Linked DNA regions of Homo sapiens: region 2 is linked to region 1. The links are chromatin loops, found by intact Hi-C in ENCODE. Cell type or tissue: heart left ventricle. All regions are shown on one strand.

What was found. Hi-C counts contacts between places; a loop is a spot of excess contacts. Peaks named below come from ENCODE experiments on the same cell type or tissue, not always from the same donor. Only the 100,000 strongest peaks of a DNase experiment are listed, where the experiment ranks them.
Region 2: a loop joins it to region 1, with 6 times the contacts of the local background. A loop is called at or near these places in 18 of 110 quality-filtered maps.

The regions. Positions count from the first base shown.
Region 1 is chr2:126,774,423-126,782,422 of GRCh38, forward strand. It overlaps LOC124907882 (a long non-coding RNA gene), which reads left to right and starts at 2,389. Exons shown (of 2, transcript XR_007087224.1): 1 at 2,389-2,485; 2 at 3,002-3,301. In heart left ventricle, a CTCF peak has its summit at 3,145; DNase peaks (open chromatin) are centred at 2,105, 2,459, 2,789 and 3,119; H3K4me3 peaks cover 1,147 bases; H3K27ac peaks cover 677 bases; H3K27me3 peaks cover 1,541 bases.
Region 2 is chr2:126,632,259-126,640,258 of GRCh38, forward strand. LOC105373602 (a long non-coding RNA gene) reads right to left here and starts at 2,097. Exons shown (of 3, transcript XR_001739693.1): 1 at 2,002-2,097; 2 at 692-805. In heart left ventricle, a CTCF peak has its summit at 2,208; a DNase peak (open chromatin) is centred at 2,199.

The sequences.
Region 1 (8,000 bases):
ATTGACCCACTACACACAACATCACTGCTCCCAGCAAACACACATACTTACTCGCACATGCACATATGCACACAAACACACATATGCACACAGTGCACCTGCATCCACACACTAACACACGGTCACTCATACACGCACACACACACCTGCACATATGCACACACACCCTAGAAGAATCAGTCTGTCTTAGATCCCAAGATCTCTTCTGACTTTATAATTCTTGGTATTCCTGTTGGCCATGGTAGGTGGCTTAGTGTGGTGGGAGGGGGCAAACAGAAAACAGGAGTGCTATGGGAGGCTGGCTTATATAGTTTTGAGGTCTTCTCAAAGCCCCTTTCTCCGGGCTCCCTGGTGACACATGGACAGTGGTTGTCATTAGTACCACTGGCCGTTTTTCCAGGTTGCCACGTTTCCGAGCCCAAGGCAGATGGCACTTCCAAGCCCCTTGTGGTTGGGGCAGGTGGGGCTATGTTACTAGCTCTGTCCAGTGAGCTGTGAGCAGAAGGGATATGCCAAGTTTCTCTCCAGAACCCTGCTCTGTTGTGACACAGGCAGGCTGCATTGGACTTGGTCTGCTTTGTCAGCTGCACACAAGTGACGGTAATGAGCAGAGCTCCTGCTGACCACAATGCCCTGAAGTGCAAATGAGAAATAAACTGTCCAAGTTTTGAGCCACTGGTCTGTGGGTCGCCGTGACACCACCTGAGCTAGCTTGTCCTCACTGAAGAAGATTTGTCTGTCCTGCTGTAGGCACTGTGAGCTTCCAGCACATTCTGGAGCCAGCCTTGTTCTGGGTATCCATCCAACCATCTCACATTTCTTCAGTTTTCCATTTGATGGATACTCTGGTTTTCCTCATTCATTCATTTTAACAAACCCTCCAGAAGGCTGTCTCTGTGTCAGGCCTCCTGCAGGGCAACAAAGGAGAAATATGTCTTGCCCTGCCTTCAGGACATGCCCTGTCTTCTGTGGGGGACCAGAAACAGGTCAGTGCTGCACCAGAGGGACGAGGGGAGCCCAGGGGAGAGCACCTAACACACTAGCTGTCTAGGCAGCTTCCTGGAAAAAGTGATGACTTAGTTGATTCCTGAAACCTGAGAAAGTATTGGACAGAAAAAGAGGAACGGTATGTTCAAGGCAAGTGCAAAGGTAGGGGAGAGAACATGGCAAATTATAGGAGTACCTGTGTGTCCGTCTATTGTGTGTGCAGGCGCTGCTCATGTGCACATGTGTGGGTGTGGACACAAGTGTGTGCCTGTGTGAGTGCTTTGCAGATGTAGCACAGGCGGTAGAGGGAGGCAGCTGTGTGACCAGAGTTGAGACTAAAGACTTGATCAGGAGCAGCCAGGGACGGTGGCTCAGGCCTATAATCCCAGCACTTTGGGAGGCCAAGGCAGGTGGATCACTTGAGACCAGGAGTTTGAGACCACCGTGGCCAGCTACTCAGGGAGGCTGAGGCACAAGAATCCTTTAAACCCGGGAGGAGGTTGCAGCGAGCCGAGATTGCCTCACTGCACTCCAGCCTAGGTGAAGAGGAAGACCCTGTCTCAAAAAAAAAAAAGAAAGAAAAGAAAAAAGAAAGAACGGAAGAAAGAAATGAAAAGAAGGAAAGAAGAAGGAAAGAAAGAAGAAAAGACAAAACAAGACTTCAAGACGTCATAGCCTTGATCACTTGATCAGGGGCAATTCATGCTAAGGGGTTTAATTGATCCCAGAAGGCACTGGGGAGCCATAGAAGGTTTAGGCAGGATGAGTGGCCAAGATCGGTTTCTGCTTTGCTCTCTGGCTGCAGGCACAGAGGCAAGTCCTGAGGCTGTTGTAACAACACTGAATGAAGGTGCCCCACCTAGCCAGTGCAGAGCTGGGAAGAGGGAGGGATGGAGTCCCCAAGAGTCCTGCAGGAGCAGAGAAGGATGCAGGAGGAGGCGTCTCTATGGGGCAGGTGGGTGTCTTGGGGATGGGGCACGTGGCCTCAGTAAGAACATGAAGCCAGGAGAAGGGCAGGACTGGGGACCACCATAAGCCAGGCACGGCTCCCCCCTGGGTTCAGTCAGCCTGAGAGGCACACTGAGGACCTCACTTCAGGGCCACACAGCCCAGTTTCATCCCAGGCGCCTGCGAGTTTCCCGGAGACAACCACAGGGAGTGTGCCGCGATTAATTCCCGAGTGTGGTCACTCTGGACAAAGCCATTGGGAGTAGAAAGGGCAGCACACCTATACCCATTGTACAGCGGGGAAAGCGGGCAAGGGGTCGCTCACAGACCCCTTCGTGCCCCGGCCCCGCCCTGGCCCCGCCCCAGCCCCGCCCAGGCCCCGCCCCAGCCCCGCCCAGGCGCTTGGCCAGCTCTCCCCGCCCCCGCCTCACCCCAGCGGTCTGTCCCAGTGCCAGTACACTTTCTGCTCTCCCAGCCGGGCACCTTCGGGCTTAGGGATCCCTTGGAGGGAAGCCCGCCGGGAAGCTGAAGACAGTGGTCACCGCCCTCGGTCATTACTTCCCGGGACCCGGACCCTAACCCTGCGCCACATCTCCACCCGCCCCCAGCCGTGTCCTGGCTGCGCAGCTGGAAAGGTTGAGCAGCTCACTGCTGTCCCTCTGTTCGGCCTTGGACACATCGCCTGAACTCCTGGGCGCCTCTGCTGTTAAGTGGGGGACAGCACTATTTACTGGGGAGGAAAACTCCAGGAATGTGGACCCTGGGGCCACGCAGGGGTTGGGAAGTGAAGGGCAGGGAACGCGGGCGGCGCCCGGGGTCTGCGGGTAGGCAGGCGGCCTGGCCGCGGAGGCTTCCCCGAGTCCTGCGCCTTCCTAGAGAGGGAGGGGCTCATATCGGCTGGCACAGCCACCACGGGTACCGAAACTTGGGGACGTGCCCGACCATGCCTCCTCCGGTGGCCCGGGGGCCACCCCGCATTGCTTAGAAGTCTCGCTTCCCGTTCCTCCTCTCTGGTTCAGCTCATTACTCTTCCGGTGACCCTGGGTATGCCACGCTTATTCTCCAGGCCTCAGTTTCCCCATCTGTGCTGTGAGGAGTGGAAGGAACGGGATGACTAGGAGCCTTTTAAGACCGAGTATTCGAGGTTCTTTCCGGCCCCGCGGAGCCAGGAGGTGCCAGCCGAGATGCGCGTGCCGCGCGCGCCCTCCAGTGCCCGGTTCCCGCTTCTGCACGGTCCTCGCTGGGCAAGGGCGTCCCAAGAAAGGAGGAAAGGAAGAACTCCATACATTGTCATTATTGTGAACTGATGAACAAAAGAGTCAATAGGGAAGGGAATGGGTAAATAAACCTCAGAATGAAGAAATAATAGGAGAGTGGTCATGAGTGCGCCAGCGCATGAATGAATGGACTCAAAATGAATGCACGCACAGAGTAAATGAGCCTTGCCTGTGACCATTTTCAAACATGTCATTTCTAACAAAAGTCACACAGCAGATAAGACTGTGTCTATGGATGACATGAAACCTGCCCACCCTCTCTTAACTGCCCATCCCCTGGTGTGAAGCTTCTCTGTGTGGTCAACCACCCCAAGTCCTCCTTTTTTTTTTTTTTTTTTTTTTCTCTCGCTCTGTCGCCCAGGCTGGAGTGCAGTGGCGCGATCTCGCCTCACTGCAAGCTCCGCCTCCCGGGTTCACGCGATTCTCCTGCCTCAGCCTCCCGAGTAGCTGGGACTACAGGCGCCCACCACCACGCCCGGCTAATTTTTTGTATTTTTAGTGGAGACAGGGTTTCACCATGTTAGCCAGGATGATCTCGATCTCTTGACCTCGTGATCCGCCCGCCTCGGCCTCCCAAAGTGCTGGGATTACAGGCGTGAGCCACGGCGCCCAGCCCCAAGTCCTCCCTTTATTTCGTACCTCTGCATCAACTTTTCCTCTACTGGAAAGCCCCCTCCCAACTCATGTGGCTGCCCTTCCTTATCCTTGAATTGGTGCATGACCAGCCCTGTGGGTTCAGCCACTTCATCCCTTCCTGGGGATCCCTGCTGAGGAACTTCCGTATCATCAGGGTCACACCCTCTATGCATCTCTCCCTCCAAGCCTTATTCCCCACCACCACCAGGACATCTAATCGGCACATCCCCAGCGTCTTAGGTGTTTGGCACATAAGAGGTGCTCAGGACGTAGCTGAGGAACAAAGGTAGTAAAGAGGGCAGTTTGCCAGTGACCCGCCCACATAGAAGCTGCTGCTCCCTGGAGTGAGCTCCCACTCTCGGCCCCATCCACCTGCCCTAAAGCTGATAGCTAGAATCCCTGGTCCCAGGACAGGACAGGAGAGCAAGGCGTGGGGAGAGCCAGAGGCACAGGATCCCAGCCAGGAGAGTCCAGCTGGGGCCATTGGGACTGGCAGCTTTGCCCACCCTCATACTGACAGTGTTAGGGGTGGTGCTGGGGGAGATGCCAGTTAGTAAACAGGAGCCCATTCCTCCCCAACTGGCCTCACCATGATTCCCCCAGGCTGGGCCTCACCTGGGACAGCTGGTTCAAGGAGCTGTGTTAATTAGCTTTGATGGTAATCACAGAGCAGCAGCACAGGGTGGTGCTTTCAGCCTCCAGTGATAACAGCATGACCTCCCTCCTCCCCAGGTCCTGGCAATCTACTTCCCCACTCCCTTTGTTCAGGGAGCCTGCGGATTTCAATACAGCACAATTAAAGGGGCTAAAAATAGTGTCTGATTCCAGAAGGGCTTCTTCGCTGTGACCCGACAATGTCTCTGCTGATCAAAGCAGGGGCAAGGAGGCCCTGATAGCTCATTTTCTCCTCCTTATCTGTGTAGTCAGATCTGTTTCATCTCTGCTGTCCGGCAGGCACCATCGGTCGCCTCAATTTTCTGGTTATTGCCCTTTCTGAATGTGCACACAGGAGGGGAAGACATGCCAAATCACCGGGCTTCATTTAACCAATCATCGCGGTGCCTTGGGTGGCGACAGCCCCTCGGGCAGGCCTCAGGAGCAGCTCTTGGGTGAAGCAGACAGGCTAGCTGGGAGGCTGGAGACCTGGTCTCCTCACTGGACCAGGCACTCATTGTGTGGCCTCACCAATCCCAGGGAGGCCCTGAGAGTTGCTTCTCACCAGCAGGATGGGGAACCAGAGTGCAGACTTGGAGGGCCATGCAGTGGCTGTGCAGTAGCTGGGGAGAGCAGGGAGCCAGTGGCATTGTTTCTACAAACCTGTAGGCTGCTCCTCCACTCAGCCCCTCGTGGTGTACTCCATGTGTCCCAAGCCCAAAAACCCATGTCCTGAGACAGTAAACTTCTCCTCTTTTTTAAGGATGAAATATCTGCAGCTGGATGGGGACTGGAACCAGGGCCACCTGGCCCCAGAGCCCAGATTTTCCAGTATGTAAATGTCTATTTCCTCCTGCAACCATACAGCCTCCAATAGTCTCCCTAAAATGCCAGCGGGTCTCTCTTTGAATTCCTCCAGGGATGTATGGTATTAATGGTATACCATATAATGGAAGGAGGGCAGCTCCTTCCATTAATGGTTCAATGGATAAGACTCCTTCTTAGCAAATGGTTCTTTATGTGGAGCTGAGAACTGTCTGCTTGTAATGTCAACTGAGAGCGCCCATTTCACCCTCAAGACCACGTGGTGAGTCTACTCCTGTCACTCACGGTGACCCTGTAAGTAGTAGATAGCCACTGCCTGTCTCCCCTCCCCTGCACCCCTCCAAGTTCAGCACCCCAGGTCCCTTCGTGGGCCCCCAGTGTTAATGTCTCACCCCTCTCAGCACCTACTTTGTCCCACAAGAATTGATTTCTCTTTTCAAGCAGGGAGTCAGGATGGCTGGACTCCCAGTGAGAAAGCCATCTCCTCTGTAGTGAATGCTGCAAAATCCTTGGTCATTTTCTGTCCCAGCTCTCATGTCCCAGTGACACACACTGTTCCCAACATCAAGCTAGGGAAGGGATAATCCTTCTCCAGCACCTTCCTTCTTCCAAAGCCCCGCCTCCAGTTTCCACCTGCCTTTGGCCACTCTCCCGTGCCTCCCTACAGTTGCTTTCAATGCTGTGTGCAGAGTCACCTGTGGCAGCGTGTGTAACAGGAGCTACTCAACCCTTGCCAATAGGAGGGCCTGCACCTGCCTTCAGTCATCAGTTTTCTTCTCCTAACCCAGCCTTCAGTCTGAGCACCCCAATTGATCATCACACATGTTACATCATCTCTCCAGGTAACTGGTTCCAGGAATAATGACAGGTGAAGTGCCCCATTTCCTCCACCACCACTACTACCACCCATGTCTAAAATAAGAACCAAGCCTTTTCTCTCTCATCGTTTTAAAATGTAATTGACAGAAATTCCACAGTAGCACCTACACCAGCCAAAAGTGTCTCAACACGGGAGACACCAAGCGGTCTCACCCTATAAAAACCTGTTCCCTCACCCACCCCCAACCTGAACAGGAGCCTTGGAATGCTGGTTCCCCGTCCAACGCCACTGTCCAGCACTACATGGCAGCCAAGACTCTCCCAGCCCCAACCTGTGAGCCCCAACCACCTCCTCCAGCAGTGGCCCCACAGTGAGTGAAGGTCCTGAGGTCCCACCCCAGCCTCTGGAAAGCCAGAGCCCACAACAGCTGCAGTCCTGCTCAGACCTCCTGGTTCACCAGGCAGATGCATCATTAGAACCTTCTGGGGCCTAGAAGTGCAGGGGTAGGGGCAGGGTGCTTCTCCTTTTTGGGCCAACAAAACTCACTTCTTACTCTGGCAGATACTGAGATGCATTACCCAGACCCCCTTCAAGAAAGGACTCACTGCTCAGCAGCACAAGGAGTGTGTTCCCTGGCACTCAGATGCTAACTCCTTCAGGCGCTTCAGTTTTCAAAGCAGTCATATTTCTCTGGGTCATCCATGGCCAATAACTGAATATGCCAGGGGCTTGAGGGCCTGGCCATGTCCCCAGCACAGACCTGGATCAGGCAGGAGCCAGGACAGGCAGGAGCCGGGACAGGCAGGACCCGGGACAGGCAGGACCCGGGAAAGGCAGGACCCGGGACAGGCAGGACCTGGGACAGGCAGCCATTGCTCTGGAACCCTCCCAGTGTGGATAGAGACTCGTCAGGCCTCACTGGTCTGGGGGCCCCTTGCCTGGTCCTGCTTCACTCTTTTCCTTCCAGTGGTGCTACTCCCTAGTCAATCTTTTTTCTTTTTTCTTTTTTCTTTTTTGAGACGGAGTTTCGCTCTTGCTGCCCAGGCTGGAGGCTGGAGTGCAATGACGCGATCTCAGCTCACTGCAACCTCCGCCTCCCAGGTTCAAGGGATTCTCCTGCCTCAGCCTCCTGAGTAGCTGGGATTACAGGTGCCCACCACCATGCTCAGGTAATTTTTTTGTATTTTTAGTAGACACAGAGTTTCACCATGTTGGTCAGGCTGGTCTTGAATTCCTGAGCTCAGGTGATCTGCCCACCTCAGCCTCTCAAAGTGCTGGGATTACAGGTGTGAGCCACTGCACCTGGCCCGCTGGTCAATCTTTTATTCCCCTTGCTCTATCCATCCAACACATTGCCCTGGGAACACTCTTCCTGGCCGTCCCTTCTTGCCTCACCATCCCACATCCCACAGTTCACCACCTCCAGCCTTGCACCTGTCACCCTCCCTCCTTCTGCACCTGGGTCTCCACAGACATGGCACGGCCCCTCCCTGCTCTCTGAAATGACCTAATCCTCATCACTACCAGTCAAGCTAATTCTCGCCTTTGGGTGGCTCTATCTCCAGGCCCTGGAGCACTGCCAGGCACGTCCTTACCCTCTCCATAAATACTGTTGAACGAATGAACAAATGGATGAATGACCGAATGAGCAAGTGCGGCAAGGAGTCCTGCCGAGGAAGGGGAGCACTCTTCCACAGCGATGCCCAAGGGGACGGGAGCGCAAGGCAGGCACCCGACTCCCGCACAGAGGCCTCTCAAAGGGAGCTGACTTTAATCGCCATGAGAGGGGGCAGGGACTCTTCACCAGTGACAGGTTTTAATTTGTAATTGTTTCCATCCACTGACAGGCTGCC
Region 2 (8,000 bases), 140 kb before region 1:
ACAGCCACATTAGAAAACAGTTTGGCAGTTTCCTACAAAGCTAAACAGTCTTCTCATACAATCTAGCAATTGTACTCAGAGCATTTACCAATTTAATTGGAAGGTTATATCCACAAAAAACCTACACATGAATGTTTATAGCAGCTTTAATCATAATTGCAAAAAATTGAAAACAAATAAAATGTATATCAATAGATGATATTGAATAAACAAACTTAATATATGTCCATACAATGAAATATTATTTAGTAATTTTTAAAAATGAGCTTTTCCTCTAAGCCACAAGAGGACATGAAAGAACCTTAAATGTATATTTCTATGCATAAGAAGCCAATCTGAAAAGACTACATTCTGTATGATTCCAACTGTATGACATTCTAGAAAAAAGCAAAACTATAGAAACAACAAAAAGAGATCTATGGTTTTCAAGGACTCAGGGAAGGAGGAGGATGAATAGGTGAAACATAGGGGATTTTCAGGGCAGTGGGACTATTTTTCGTGACATTGTAATGGCAGGTACATGATATTATGCACTTGTCAAAACCCATAGACTATATAATACAAGGGGTGACCCTTCATATTGCTATGGACTTATAGTTCATAATAATGCATCTATATTGGTTTATCATAACAAATGTATCACATGAATGTTGGTAAGTCAGAGACCTCATCTAAATGCTGAGGCACTTACCAGAGCCCATCCTCTTTGCTGAGTTGTGAACTTCATTTTTCTCCCCAGCCTCAAAAGATTGTCATCATCTCTTCTCAGCTTTCTCAGCCACCATTTGTTTATGAGAAAATGCCTCTGGAGACAAAGTGATACCAAATGTCAGAACTACTTTTCTGTGCTTCTCCTTTCTATAGACTTTTAGCCCTTCAAGTCTTCCTGCCACATTAGTTCTTCTATAACCTCAAACTAATTTTCTTAATATTGTGGTCAAGTGTTTATAAATGTTCTTGGCTGCATGGTTGATGCCCTGTCCAATCCTAAAAATAAATGGAAGTAGTATAAAGAGTGAGATCAGTAGCGAATAGTCAAAAGACCATGACAGGAAGAAAATATTTGCATATGTAACAGTTAAATTGTTATACACAATATACAAATAACTACAGTAAATCAATCAGAATATAGAGAATCAACAAAAAAGAGAAGTGTGCAAAGAACCTAAACAGGTCATTCACAAACAAAGCACAAATAGGCTATATATGAATAGATCTAGTAGGTATGCAGGCTTGCTTTTCACAGGAAGGGGAGCATCACACACCGGGGACTGTTGTGGGGTGGGGGGAGCGGGGAGGGATAGCATTAGGAGATATACCTAATGCTAAATGACGAGTTAATGGGTGCAGCACACCAACAGGGCATATGTATACATATGTAACAAAACCTGCACGTTGTGCACATGTACCCTAAAACTTAAAGTATAATAATAATAAAATAAAATAAAAATAAAAATAAAAAATAAAAAAATAAAATACAAATTAAGCTAGCTATAAGATGCTATTTTTCATACATTGGATTTTTAATATTTTACAGATTAATACAATACTCTATTGACATGCGATGGTGAAATAAGGACTTTCATATTCTATGGAAGTGGGAGTGAAAATTGCCAATTAGCAAATATCTTTCTGTATTTCAAATTTATTACCCTTTCACTCAGCAATTTGATTTTTCAGAATTTGTTATTCAGAAATTTTCATAAAAGTACTCAAAGATACACTAGCTAATAAAAAAAAACTGTTGAGAGCCCACTATTTGTCAGACATTGTTCTTAGTGCTTTACATGAACAAACTCATACAATTCTCACGATGACATAGAGATGATAGATGTATGCCAGTCTGAATGGTAGTTGAGGGAGGAAACTAAGGCTAGAATTGAAATAGACTGAATTGCTATAAACTATAGAAGAGTTTACTGTTGTCTCAAACACTCATTAGTAGAGGTAAAATTAAAAGAACAGGAGAGAGAGAGATTGAGAGAGAATGGCTGAATGTACCAGGCTTGGTTTTGGCGGGTAGAAACAGATCAGAAAGTGTTGCCCAGATGTATCAAGGGGCTGTGACATGGAACCAGGTGGAGACGGCCACAGGGCTGAGCTGGTCGTGTCCCTAAAATGAAATAACCATGGGAGAAGATTTAATTGCTTCCATACCAAGTATTTTTAATCACCTGCCACTTCCCTGTGCTCCACAGCGCCGACTGCTGTGGGGTCTGAAGAAAAAGTACAAAACGGAGTCTCTTTACCTAAGATCTAGACATCTTTATAGGAACACCGTGGACTCCGTTCCAGTCTCCCAATGGAGCCCTGCCGAGGCATCCAGGAAACATCTATAGCACTGTGTGGGATTTACTGTAAAGTTATTATCTCCACTGCTTGACGCTATTCTTCCTGAAGGCAATTCTGCATCTGATTGACCTCTGTGTCCTCCACACTTAGCACAGTGTCGGGCACACGTGGACTGTAGGTGAATGGCTGTTGAATACATAAATGATTGGAACCACAGATGGATGAATAGATGAGTGGGTAGGTGTATAGGGAGATAAACAATAGTTCATATTTAGTATTAACCCTTTTCTTATTATATGTAGATGAGAGGGTTGCACTCAATGATGTCTAAATATCTACTATTCTGCAAATATTTCTATATTCTGATCTAGCTTATTACCATCCTTCAAGATTCCAGTTTGCGAAATTTATTTTCACCCTTCAAGCTGCATCAATATAGAGAGAACTATGATTTAAAATGGTACTGTTTTTCTTTAACTGCATTTTCTCCTTTCCAAGCAGAAAAGCCTTTCATACCTATTGTTTCATGTTTCTGAGAAAACAAACACTAACAGCTTCAGGACTGAATATCAAAATATCTGTCCACTGTCATATTTATTCTTATACCAAAAGAAAATCTATTTCATGTTTTTTTTTATTGTTGCCATGCACAATAAAATTCTGATGTTTCAGATGGTCATCATTTCCAACAATTCTTGACAAAGTCAGACACAGCTGAGTCAAGGCATCAAGCTGGCATAGTAAGAGCCATCCAAGCTTCCAGGAGCATGGCCCAAGCTGGAGAAACAGTGGCTTCCTGCACATGCTCTTCCTATGAGGGAGAGCTGGAGGGCAAGAGGCTGAACCTAGCCATCTAGCACATTCCAAACTGTGCTGGGATACACTCAGGTCATGTTCACTCACATTCCCCCAGCCAAAGCAAATCCCAGAGGACTAGGGTAAGGCAGTGCACTGGGCTCATGCTGGGGAAGGGAAGAGTAAATATTTGTTGCACAACAGTACAAGCTATCCCAGGGGACCATTCAGCAGTGAACCCTCAAGACTCCTGCTGCTTCCTCACAGTCTGCTGGAACTCTGCCTGCTTTGTTTCCATTGGTGACTTTACCACTAATAAGTGAAGATACGAGGTAAAAACAGTCACCACTTATTGGGCACCTACTATTCCCCAGTCAATATATATATATATATATATATGGGGATTTACAGGGGTGAGGCACAGTGTCTAGCTTTATTATTTTTAATCCTCTCCATAAATCTGCAAGGTGAAAGTGATGCATGCATTACATAAAAGAAAGCTACAGATCAAGGAGAGAAACTAAGTAGTCCAGTGTCAGTAAGTGAGTCAATGCCTAAGACAGATGTCAAGTCTAGTTCTACCGGCCCATGTAATCAACCATGAGCTCCTTCCTGTTTCTTTTGATACTCAGCCTCATAGGTCATCCTATCTGATTTCTTTATCTATGCCAATAGAGACCACAATGAAATACTCCTATATACCAGACAGAATAACTTAATTTATAACACTCAAAATACCAAGTGTTTGGAAGAAGTAGAATATTGAGAAATTTATATACTGCTGGTGCCCATGGAAATTGGCACTTTGGGAAAAAGTTTACATTATCTAACAAAGTCGAATGCATACTCTATGAAGCAGCAAGTCCACTTTTTTGTGCATAGTGTGAAGTGTGTGTGTGTGTGTGTGTACATAATGTATAAGTGTCTGTGTATATTATGTACATTGTGTATGTGTCTATACATAGAGTATGTGTAGTATCTGTATATATTATGTATATAATGTGTATACATAATATGTATAGTATGCACATATATTATATATAGTATGTATATATAATGTATAGTGTGTGCATGTGTGTATATATCTGTGTAAATACATATCCAACAGAAATGTGTGTACCTGAACACCAGGGTACATGTACATGCACAAGAATTTTCATAGCAACATTACTTATAATTGCCCCAAACTGGATATAATCCAATGTCCATTGGTGGCAGAATAGATCAAATTAATTCTAATATATTTGTATATTAGGATACAATGAAAATGAATGAACTACAGCTACGGATAACAACAAAGTGAATTAATTTTATGGACATAAGTTGAGTGAGAAAAGCCAGACTCCAATAAGTAGACACTATATGATTCCACTTATGTAATGTTCAAAAAGCAAAGAAAACCATATTCTTCCTTAGGCGAAACTTGAAAAAGAAAAACGAAGGCCAGGCAAGGTGGCTCACGCCTGTAATCTCAGCAATTTGGGATGCCGAGGCGGGCGGATCACGAGGTCAGGAAATTGAGACTATCCTGGCCAACATGGTGAAACCCTGTCTATACTAAAAATACAAAAATTAGCTGGGTGTGGTGGCATGAGCCTGTAGTCTCAGCTACTCGGGAGGCTGAGGCAGAAGAATCACTTGAACCCTAGAGGTTGCAGTGAGCCAAGATCACGCCACTGCACTCCAGCCTGGCAACAGAGCGAGACTCTGTCAAATAAAAAAAAAAAAAGAAAAGGAAAGGAAACCAAATACAATAAAGTTAGCATAGCTGTTACCATTGTGTGGGGAAAAGGAAGGTAAGATTTGGAGATGGCATGAGAGGCTTCTGGGAGGCTGGACATGTCCTGTGTCCTGACTTGGACGGTGCTTCCATGGGGGCTGATGTTGTGATAATTCATTGAGCTGTATGTACACTATTGTTTTCTGCATGTTTTGTATGTATGTAAAGCTTCACAATTTTAAAAATATAGTCAAAGGAGAAAGAAAGAATGGGAGACGAATTGGAGGCAGTAACTTTAGGTGACTTTTTAAAGAAGTTTTGCTGCAATAGAGAACAAAAGAATTGGTAGTTGGGGAGGAAAATGGAAGGGGTTAAAGTGCAAGATGTGCACTGATGCAAGTGATCCAGGAGGCAGAGGAGTGAGACCCTTAAGAAAGAAGAGATGACATTGAATGCCCCTGCGGAAAGGTGGCCAGAGACGGAAGCAGGACTGTGCTTCTAGGCCTGTGGAATCATAGATTCTGTGGTGGAAGGAGGAAGTGGCCATATCTCAGTGGATTCTATTTTGAAAGTAATAAGATGAGAGAAGAGCTTCAGGGGTCTGGAGAAAAAAGAGAAGAGATGTGCAACAGCATTCCCAGAGAGAGGATCCAAGTGACCAGAAAATGTAACAGGCCACTGGGCAGAGTTTATATAAGTCCAGTGCTTATAAATTTAACACAACGTTGGCAGCACACACTGAGCTGCGAGGGTGAAAGTGCAGGGTAGGAGGTGAATGGTGTTCCATCGGGGCTGGGCTTTCTTCAGACAGCGAGTCACAAGGAGAGAAGGGCAAGGTCGCTAACGGGCAAGGAGGAGCGGAGGTTGAGGTTGCAGGGTGGGTCCCATGTGGACTTCAGAGTCTAACCGGGGTGAGGAAAGAACTGTGGACATGAGAGACAGGATAGGGTCAAAGTATCGAGGATTCCAACAAGCCTAGAGAAGTGTCAGAATCAGCTCCAGAGAGAGTGTTGAGAATGTGGGGGTGCAAATGGTCAGGGAGCTGGATGGTGCTACACTGGAGGCAGTGCAGCAGTAAGGTCGGCCTGCTGCCACCGCAGGGGGCCTATGAGACGGAGGAAATGGTCGGTGCTGGCGAACATGCCAAGGAACTGTGAAATCAGACTAAGGTTTATGTGGATCCTGAAAGGCAAACGTTGTGCTGGAGAGAAAAGCACGAAGCTGCAAGGTATCCCCAGGAAACAAGGGAGAATGACTGGGGGGCGGGAAGCAGGAATGGAATCTGATAAAGGGCATTTCAAACAACTGGGTGTTTGCAAGAAGAGGAAACGGAGACAGAACAGCCCTCCTCACCCAGGCATATTGCCCCTTGGTAGATCCCAGTGGTACTTAGGATGAGAAAAAACAACAAACAACAACAAACAGTCCCCACTTGAGTGGACTGAAGAGAGAGCAATGTCCTCAGGGAAAGCAGGGCTCCTGAAAGAGCATGAACATTAGGTCACATTTAATGAGAAGTCAGAGAACACAGAGAAAGTTTTTGACAAGACTGTGAATTCCAGGGCACCTGGTGGAAGGGTTTGGAGGAGTAGGAGTAATGGGAGATGGATTTCCATGAAGGGCCTTAAGAAGAGACTGGGAAACTTGGAACTTTGGGTGGTGACTCCAGTAAGCAGGGATATTGACAATGGTATTGGCTTGATGGTGTACTGGGAGAAGGTAGGTTATCATTTCTACTTATAGCCTCTGGAATTGCTTTTCACGTGCAATGGGGAAGCAGGGTCGGTTCTTTAAGGAGATCACAAAGCTGTGGGCATCCCCAATGCATCACTTAACCATGCCGTAGGCAGAGTTGAAGCTGGGAGGCCTATCTGAGTCATTTCTTTGTACTGTCCACGTGCCTTTTTTTGGAAAAAAGGTCATTCATTTAAATGAATTGCTGCTAAATTTCGTCTTACTAAATCAAGTCCATTTTCTCAGCCAGTTGAGATGTTTTTGATATCGTATGCTTTCCCTGTGGTTTACAAGTTTTCTTCAAGAATTAAAAAAATAATTCAAATAGTACAGAGAGCTTTTGTTTGAAAAGCAATCCTCTCCCACATACACCCTACCCACAGCCCTGCTCTCCAAAAGCCCTTTCACCATCTTTGATTATAGGTTTCCAACGGGTTACTTCATTTTTCTAGATAATATGCTTATTATCCTAGTTTTGGACTCACCAGCTTCAAACAATGTCTATTGGCTTTCATGCAGGTAATTCTTCATTTACCCAACCTAGATTCATTCTCCCCTACTCTGTGCCCAGGAGATGGGGGCAGACTGCAAGGGCTTCATCAGCAGAACATGCAGGTAGGTTAGGCCAGAGTGGGCCCCACCTGCCCCAACCTCCCTCTGTGCTTCTGCAGTGCTATGCTCCGATAAAGCAACAGGGGAGGGGAGGCCCCTCACCCAAGGCCCCCACCTGGCCCAGCTCCAGTAACAACATTCGTCTCCTGTCCCTTAAGACCTAAGGGTGGTGCTTGTGCTGGGATGAGAGGCCCTTAACCCAGCCCACAGCTCTGAAATGAGTTCCCCTCAAAATACTCTGTGCCTCGTTAACCTCTTTGAGTGTGCCCATCATCTTTGTCACTTCAGGATGCTGCTGACTCACCTCGCATACGAAGGATGGCAGTTCAACACTTTGACATCACTCTCCACATCATTTTTCATTGCTTTCTCCAAATACTGGACACTTTTATAATTACATTTGGTTCTCCCCTGAGTTGATTTTCTCTGCAACTTTAAACAATATGGTAAAGCACGTGTTCCTCTGTGATCCAATGTCATCTGCCTCTCAACCTCCCTGTGCAAAGTAGACCGTCAGCATCCTCTCCCTTCCCTCCACTTCTCACCTCCTCCTCCTACTTGCCACTGATAGGCCTGGACTTGCACAATTTCAATCTCACCAAAAATCACATTCAATTCAGTGACCCTGATTATCTTCAGTGTGTGTGTGTGTTTTTCTATAGGCTCATTCTAAACCGGAATACCAACGAAGTGACAACAAGTAATCGTATCCGATTTTGCCACTGCAGAGCCAAGTGGGGTGAGAGGCTTGTCTCCTGTTTTTGGGGTTCCACTTCTTGGCCCCTGTACTTCCCCAGGGAAAGTGCCCCCAGCCTGGGGCTGCAATGGATTAACGTTCCTCACACTC